Linked DNA regions of Homo sapiens: region 2 is linked to region 1. Evidence: chromatin contacts called from ENCODE Hi-C or POLR2A ChIA-PET data. All regions are on one chromosome and are shown on one strand. The core of a region is the stretch at or near the end of the contact, and the rest is flanking DNA. Distances in the headings are between cores, read along the strand shown.

The links. Hi-C counts contacts between places; a loop is a spot of excess contacts on that map. ChIA-PET counts read pairs that join two places held with the same protein, here RNA polymerase II (POLR2A). Pooled maps may share reads with other maps.
Region 2: a loop to region 1 is called in a pooled map, with 4 times the contacts of the local background. The contact joins the promoter of INVS here to the enhancer-like site in region 1. A Hi-C loop is called at or near these places in 1 of 37 single-sample maps with no recorded cell type and 6 of 50 pooled maps. POLR2A ChIA-PET finds 5 or more read pairs at or near these places in 1 of 52 experiments (T-cell).

Annotation. Positions count from the first base shown.
Region 1 is chr9:99,849,364-99,853,260 of GRCh38, forward strand. The region is part of intron 7 of NR4A3 (nuclear receptor subfamily 4 group A member 3); the gene reads left to right. Among named protein-coding and RNA genes, the nearest start is that of NR4A3, 29 kb to the left of the region's middle. Within about 2 kb of position 1,778, at least 3 of the 41 ENCODE cell types and tissues checked have a DNase peak (open chromatin) inside an H3K27ac peak, as active enhancers do.
Region 2 is chr9:100,097,324-100,101,220 of GRCh38, forward strand. INVS (inversin) reads left to right here and starts at 1,920. Exons shown (of 17, transcript NM_014425.5): 1 at 1,920-2,093. ERP44 (endoplasmic reticulum protein 44) reads right to left here and starts at 1,677. Exons shown (of 12, transcript NM_015051.3): 1 at 1,461-1,677. The coding sequence starts at 1,517. RefSeq lists enhancers at 1,524-1,593, 1,604-1,743 and a silencer at 1,984-2,193.

The DNA of each region.
Region 1 (3,897 bases), core at 528-3,027:
TTTTTTAATGGGGCTGCTAGACTTCCAAGAGAGCCATTAACGAAACAAAAACCAAGGCAGTCTCAAAGAGTATGGATTCCATTTGGAAGGCTTTCAAATGGCATACTGGAGCATCTGAAGAAAATAAACAGATTTAAGGCACAAGCATATTACTTCATCAGGACTGGAAGGAAACTGGTTCAAGGCTGCCTTTGAACTAAAGCTCTTTAGTTCAATTTCAAAACCATTCAGCAATTCCTACGTCAGTTAAACATTCAAAACTAGAAAGTATGGAGTTTAGTTCATTTTAAAAAGACAAAAACAAAAAACTAGATCCAGCTTTGGATTCCTACAAGTAAAAGCAGTACATTGCTTCATCTCCATGGCAACGAGTGTTGAGTCTAGTTAATCAACAAATATTCACTGACCTAGGCACCATGCTGCATGTCATTGGGTTTTCAGAGATGATAACACACATCCCTAGAGGACATAGACATGCAAAGTACCACATGTGATGCAAGGTGTTGAGTGCCACCATGGAGACAAGGGAGTGAGTTCAAAGTGCTCAGAGACAGCAGGTGGGGGTGGTCTTCTCAGAAGAGATCACAGGAGCTGGTCCTTTGTAAGTGCAGAGGATGTCTCCAGGCTAAAATGGAAAAAGTGAGAATCCAGGCATAAACATTTGCCAAAAGCCATTGAAAATATGGCTAAGTTTCAGAAAGGAAACAGCTGAAAATTGGAGTGACAGGAGATGTGACTGGTCTGATAGGTCAGGGTGGGGCGGGACATAAAGAACCTTCCACGCCTAGGTGAGGGGAGCAGAGTTTATCTTGAGAACAACGAGGATCCACAGGTTTTGTCCAAAGGAGCTTGATGGTCAGGTTTGCGTTTTAGAAAGATTTACCCTGTCAGTGAGTTTTGGGCATAGATTAGAGTGAGAAAGAATCTAAGAGGAAAAAGGCCAGTCCAGGTGTGAGAGCCATGATTCAAGAGGAGGGTCCATCCCTGAAGGCCACATCTTTGTTTCACTCTTTAAATGGAAATTGACAGATATCTAAGAGGCCAGGACGTGTGGGTGCCAGGAAGACCCAACCTGGAGAGACTGGGCAGTTCAGTGCAGAGAATACAAAGTAGAAATTAGTAGAAGGGTGGTGCTGGTCCTCTTTCTGCATCCCATTTGTTCTATTCCCTGCAGTTACAGCTGCTCAGCCCGCTGCCCATTTATGTGGAGATTGGCTGGGGGAGGAGGCAGTTTGGCATGGCAGAAATAGCATGGACTTTGGAATCGAGCACGCCCAGATTTTAATCTTCAGTCCTATGTTTAATAAGTAGGCGCTATTGGGGAACACATTTCAGTTCTCTGAAATTCAGTTTCCCCATTTGTAAAATGGGGATAACAATGTCTATGTCATAGGGCAGCAGTGAGGATTACAGAAAATTTAGTTGGTGATGTAACCAAACTGGATTCAGGATAGGCAACTCTGAATTCACCTATGGTCCCCCTTGGAGTGATAGTGACAGATTCCCTCAAGTTAGGCATATGCCTTCCCCTACCCCTTGGAAGCATCAAACTCAGTGGCATGAGGAAACAGGTGGTGGCTTTAGAAGGCAGTATGTTTGGTGACAGTCTCCTTGGATGCTTAAGAGAGAGGCTCAAAGGAGGATAGTGATATTAAAGTAATTAAGCTGCACTTAACAAGCACTTACAATAGACCAAGTGCTCTACAGTGGTGTCTTTGGGCCTCCCCGACCAGGTAGCTCCTGTTCCTGCCCTCATTCCTGCTGTGGTTTTAGCCTACAACAAAAATAAGCCCTCTTCTCTCATTTCTGGACCTTACAACAAACACTCTCTTTGTGACTTACTGGTTGAAAGTGGGTTTGATAAGTGTGAAAATATCAGGAAATGGCAGAAAAGGCAATGCCTGGGAAACAGTGTGCATTGCTGTGAATATTAATTTTCATTTGAATATGAGCTGCCATGGATCTTGACTTCTGAATAAGCTTCGTTGATCATAAATGGTGATTGTGGAGTATCAGCTGGGCTATTTACATTACAAAATTCATCCCAAAACTGTCTTTTCTTAAACCACAGAGAGCTCATGAAAAGGAAATGGCATCTTAGAAGTTTAACTAGGCTTGCTTCCAGGAAAAGTATTAAGAATCTGGATTAGTATTGGTGGTTTGCACAAACATGGCTTTTTTTTCTCTCATTCTTTTTTTCTTTGTCCTCCTCCTCTCTGTACCCCCTCATGAAAAACTAGGCGGTGAAGTGGGGCAGGAAATGGTTTCATTCAGATCACTCTCCTTTCCTGCAGTAAACAGGGGGTTCCCCACAGTGGTTGGCTTTCAAACGTTTTTCAGGTTCCCTGTTTATCTACCCTAACCATTGCCCTTTGCCAGTGCTGCATCTCTGAAGTAATGCAAGTGCTTTGAATCTGGTGGGATACCAATGAGTTGATATCTGGTTGCAGTTAATAATGTTTCATAAATAAGAAGCCCCCTCACCAAACAGAAAGTTAGTGTGGCATTACCATTTTATAAATATCCACTCATTAAATAAGCATCGAGGGCCCACTATGTACCAAGCATTGTACCAGTCTCTTGGGATGCAAAGATGAGCCAGGCACGCATTCTGTTGCCAAGAAGTGGGCAGTCTACTAGGAAGTCATAGATTATGATATATAAACTTGATGTATAGTGATTAGTGCTCAGGCCCTGAAAAGGGACAGATGCAGTGTAGAGTAAGTCCAGATTACTGCTAACTTTTTTGAGGTGAAGGAAGGTAGAAGTGTTGGTCATGAATGACTTCCCAAAGAGGTAGCATCTAGACATGAGAAGACATAAAGAACATTCCAGATGAAGGAAAGAGAACAGCAAGGGCATGGCAGTTGAATGCCTCAGTACAGTTTAGGGTTAAAACAATTACAGTGGAGTTGCATTGTGCATATATTAAAATCACACATATGATACAAGTAGAAAGAGGAGAAAAATTAAGAGTGCAGGCTATTGCATTTGATGACTGTATGTCCTGGAGTGAGCATGAATCCACTGTAGGTCATGGTTTCTCTGCCTCTGGTGATGAGTGGTGAGATGATGTCTTGTGCTTTTGGGAAAGTTAAATGATTTTCAGGGATAAAACTAATTCTATGTGATATTTACCTTCTGGCTTGATGTGATGACCTAACCTCAGAGCAAAACGCTTTTCCTGTACAGAAATAGGGGAAATAAGATTGGAAAGATAGTTTTGAACCAGATGGCAGAGGGAATCTCAAGTGCTCAAATGCCATTTTGTTGTTCCCCATGGCTTTCTTTTCCCTACTCAGGTCATCTCTCAGGTGAGAAAATGACTCCTTTCTCGTCTGACTCTAGTCTTTTTCCTGGTCTTATTGAAACACGACCTCTAAGACTGAGAAGGAGGAAGGAGGGCAGAACCATGGCAGAAAGTAGTGAAACAGTGACACAGCAGGACTAGACAGGTGGCTGACCACGGCACACCCTCCACCATCTGTCTTTCCAGAGCTCCACTGCTCACTGTAAATGGTTACCTGGTTACCCCTGCTTTTGCATCAGATAAAGCCATCAGCTACATTGCAAGGAAAACTAAATATCAAACTTAGCGGGGCAAAATAGTTAAAAACAAAAATGGTGGGAGAGGGGAGAGGCCACAGGATTTAGAGACCGGAGATCTGAGTTCAGGTCTTCACCCTGAAATGTGCTGTCTTTGCAATCTTGGACAAGTTCCTTACCCTCTCTGAATCTCAATTTCCTTCCTTCTCACAGGGTTAAAGATGTCTACTTTCAGGTTTCTTATAAAAATTGAATGAACTAATATGTACTATGCAGAAAAAAAATTAGACAAACCTTCACTGTTATTATTTGTTTTACACACTTCCATGAAGAGCCAGCTGTCTTGCTAAG
Region 2 (3,897 bases), core at 670-3,169, 250 kb after region 1:
TTTTCTTTACAATATCTTAAGATTTTTGCCCTTTTTTTTTGATTTCCTAAAAGTGCACACAATTCATAACTCAAGCCATTTTGTGGATAAGATTAGTATCCAGTCTTCTTAAGGAGAGAGTGGTCTCTAATAATGGTATTATTCTAACACTTCTAGAAGGAAAAATGTATCACAGTGTATAATGAAATCACCAAGAAACAACACTATACAGAATATTTTCCTCGATACAGAAGTCATTCACTGTTGTATACTTATAAGAAGTGGCAATAAGACACTCTATCATTTAATATTACAATGTTTATACACAACTTTTTGTTCTCAAAAGTACTTTGACATGCCATTTAGTTTTTTACAGTGCTTTTTCCGAAAAGGTCCAAGTGACAAAAGAAAAGAAAGAACTATTTCAAACACAAATATTAAACATTTAATGGGATATGGCGGAATAAGCACTGGAAGTCAAGAGACTTGTTTCTAATCCCAGCTCTGCCTGTAACTAGCTGTGTGACTTCATATGCGTCACTAAATCGTTTCTTAAATTGTAAAGAAAGTAGTTCTTAATGTTTAAATCTGAATTTCTAAAAATCTACTACAATTAAGGTACTTTCAAATATTACATTATAATTAACAGCCCAATTAAATATAAGCCATTTTGCCATACGTGTTTAGTCCTTCGCTTTTGTCTCAATTTGACCTGAAGCCTGGATCAATTAGTCTGCACACTCAAGACGTACTCTGGGGCAAGAGGGACTAGGGAAAGATTCTTTTAAGATGGGATGATGCTGAGCAGGTTAGGCAGTTAGGAATGAATGCATATTCAAATAAGGCGCAATGAAGAAGAAATCTGCTTCCATGGGGAAATACGTTGCAATAAGATTTGAGGGAGGCCTTGAGCTGAGATTGTCAGGTAACCACACCTTCCACCCTTCAAACTCTATTCTCCCAGTGGAATCCAAACCAGTCTCCAGTTCCGGGTTCCCAACCAATCGCATCAAGCCACAACAGAGGGATCTGCCAACCCGGGCACCGCTTCAGGGATCTAGACCCAGTGAGAGTCACACAACCCCAGCACCTGTCGACCTCACACTCTTCCCAAATGGAGAGGGTGGGAAGGAACGCTAGGTCTATGCTTGGTCTTTTCCGATTCAAGCTACCACCAGGTCCACTAGCCCTCGAAACCGAAACCCCCGGACTTCGGGGAGAAGGGGAAGCTCCTACGCCGTGACTACGTATCAGTCCCTCAGGGCTAATTCTCCCATTCTCCCCCGACACTGGTTTCTCAGGCCTCGGGGACTCCGCGCCTGGAAGCCGACAGGCGAGAGTGAGGGCAGCGGGGGAGGGTGCACTCCAAAACACTGCAGGAAAAGACGGAAAAGCAGGGGCAGGAGTAGCAGTGTTCCCCCTGGGCGAGGGCCGGAGGCCGTTCGTGCGTTTGTCGATGGGTCTGTCATTCCCTCACTCACCAGGAGCAGAAGGGAGCATCTGAGGTCGGGTAAGGATAGGAAGACGGCAGGATGCATGGTAACGCTGGGGTCCGTGACAGGGACAGGCGCTGGCGGCTGGGACTGGGCTAGGTTGGGTTGGGTTAGGAAAGGGCTGGGCTCCGGGAGCCGACGGCAGCGGAGGATTCTCCAGGCAGCGGCACCTCGTCCTCTCGACCCGGGCTCCAGCGGCGAACACCCGGGACAACTTCCAGAGAGGCCTCTCACACCCTCACTTCCGGGTCCTGCCCACCTCGGTGCACTTCGGGAAATGTAGTCCTGCACTAGCCTCACCCCGCACGTCGTCCGTCATCTAGAACTTCCTTTCCCATTGGGCTCTCGGCCCCGGTCCACTGAGTCCTCTGCGCGCGGGGTCCTGTGGGATAGAAGGGCGGAGGGCGGGTGTACGCGGTGCTTCAGAGGATGGGAACTACAATTCCCAGAAGGATGTGCGGCCGAAAGCCTCGGGCGGCCTTTTGAGGGGCTCGGCTAGCTTCAGCGCCGTGGGGTCTGACCTGGCTGGATATAGTGTACCGGCCCGGCAGGAGGGGCGGCCCGGTCCGGGTTGCGCCTCCTGGAGCCGCCCCCGGGACGTCAGTCCTGGAGGAGGCGAGGGTGAGTAGGAGGGGGCCTGGCTGGGGAGGCTCAGATCATTCGGTCCGCACCGCCTTGGCCCCTGCTGCAGACTCACGGCCTTCCTGGCCTAGGCTGTGGCCTGAGCCTCCATCATTGGCCTCCTCGCCCGCTGCCTCTTCTTTCTGCTCTAATTCCTGCATTATAAAGTCAGAGCCACCACTCGGGGCCTCAGTTGAATGAGTCAATGACTTATCCCTGATTGTCTCTGAGGGCTCCTGTAAGGAGTAGATGTGGTACGGGATGGGATAGCACGTCGTAAACTGGAAAACTGTGTGAGTGATTGCTGCTAAGGCGTGGATCGCTCCTCCAGTATAATTACGAAATTCCCTAGCAAAGCAGTCGAGGATCCTAACTTGGCCCCAGGTAGCTCTGCGGCTTCTTCTGCAAACACTCAGTGAGGTCCAGGAGCCCACGCGATCTCTGCTTAGTACCCAGGAGGCACACTGTGCTTTTGTGGTTCTCCCTGCTCCCGCCTTTGCTTCAGCTTTCCTGCTGCCTGGAATGGCCTTACCCGTTCTCTCTCTGGAATGCTATCTTAAATGTCACCATCTCTGAGAACTTCCCGAACAACCAACCCTTTAGTCCTAATCAGAATTACTCTTCCTATGAGTGTGACTGCAGTACCTCTAGTTTTGTACGGTTATAATTATTAGAGCATTTATTACACGGGCTTGTTGTATAATTAGGCAAGGATGATGACACCTTTGCATTTTATAGCACTTTATCAAAGTGGTTTTGACTTTTTTCTATAAAAAATGATTTATTTTCTTAAAGGGGCAAAAAATACATTTTTTCTTAAGAAAAAAAAAGAGCCCTGCATAATGGCTTTCTCAGGGTGACAAAATTAGACAGTGATAGAGCCAATACTCTTACCAAGGCGGCCTAACTCCTAGACTAGTGCTCCTATCTCTTGTCCACGCCCCTGACAGAGCCCAAAGATAGTTGAAATGGGAAATTTTAAAAGAGCAGAGACTTGTAAGTATGAACTCATTATTCAAGAAATTAAACTTTGATCCTGCTCACTTTTTGGACTTAGCACTCAGCCTGTGACCTTTCATCCAACAAACATCTACTGAGTACTGGCTATATACCTGTTACTGTGCTAAGTGCTAAGAATTATGAAGTAAAAAGTATATATATATAATATATATAATATATGTACATATAATATATATAATATATGTATATATAATATATATATTATATATGTATATATAATATATATATTATATATGTACATATAATATATATATTATATATGTACATATAATATATATATTATATGTACATATAATATATATATTATATGTACATATAATATATATAATATATGTATATATAATATATATTATATATATAATATATGTATATATAATATATATAATATATGTATATATAATATATATATAATATATGTATATATAATATATATATTATATATGTATATATAATATATATTATATATGTATATATATTATATGTATATATATAATATATATAATATATATACATATATATTATATATATAATATATATTATATATATAATATATATGTATATATAATATATATATTATATGTATATATATTATATATATTATATATGTGTATATATAATTTATATATGTATAATATATACACACACACACATATATATAAAACAGAGATCACATTTTTAGTGTATTTTTCAAAGGGTATAAAGAACTTTTTTTGTGGTTCTGATGTGCCTAAAACTCTGATCACTTAGAATGAAAAATGACAGGTCTTAGAGTTTAGAACAGTGC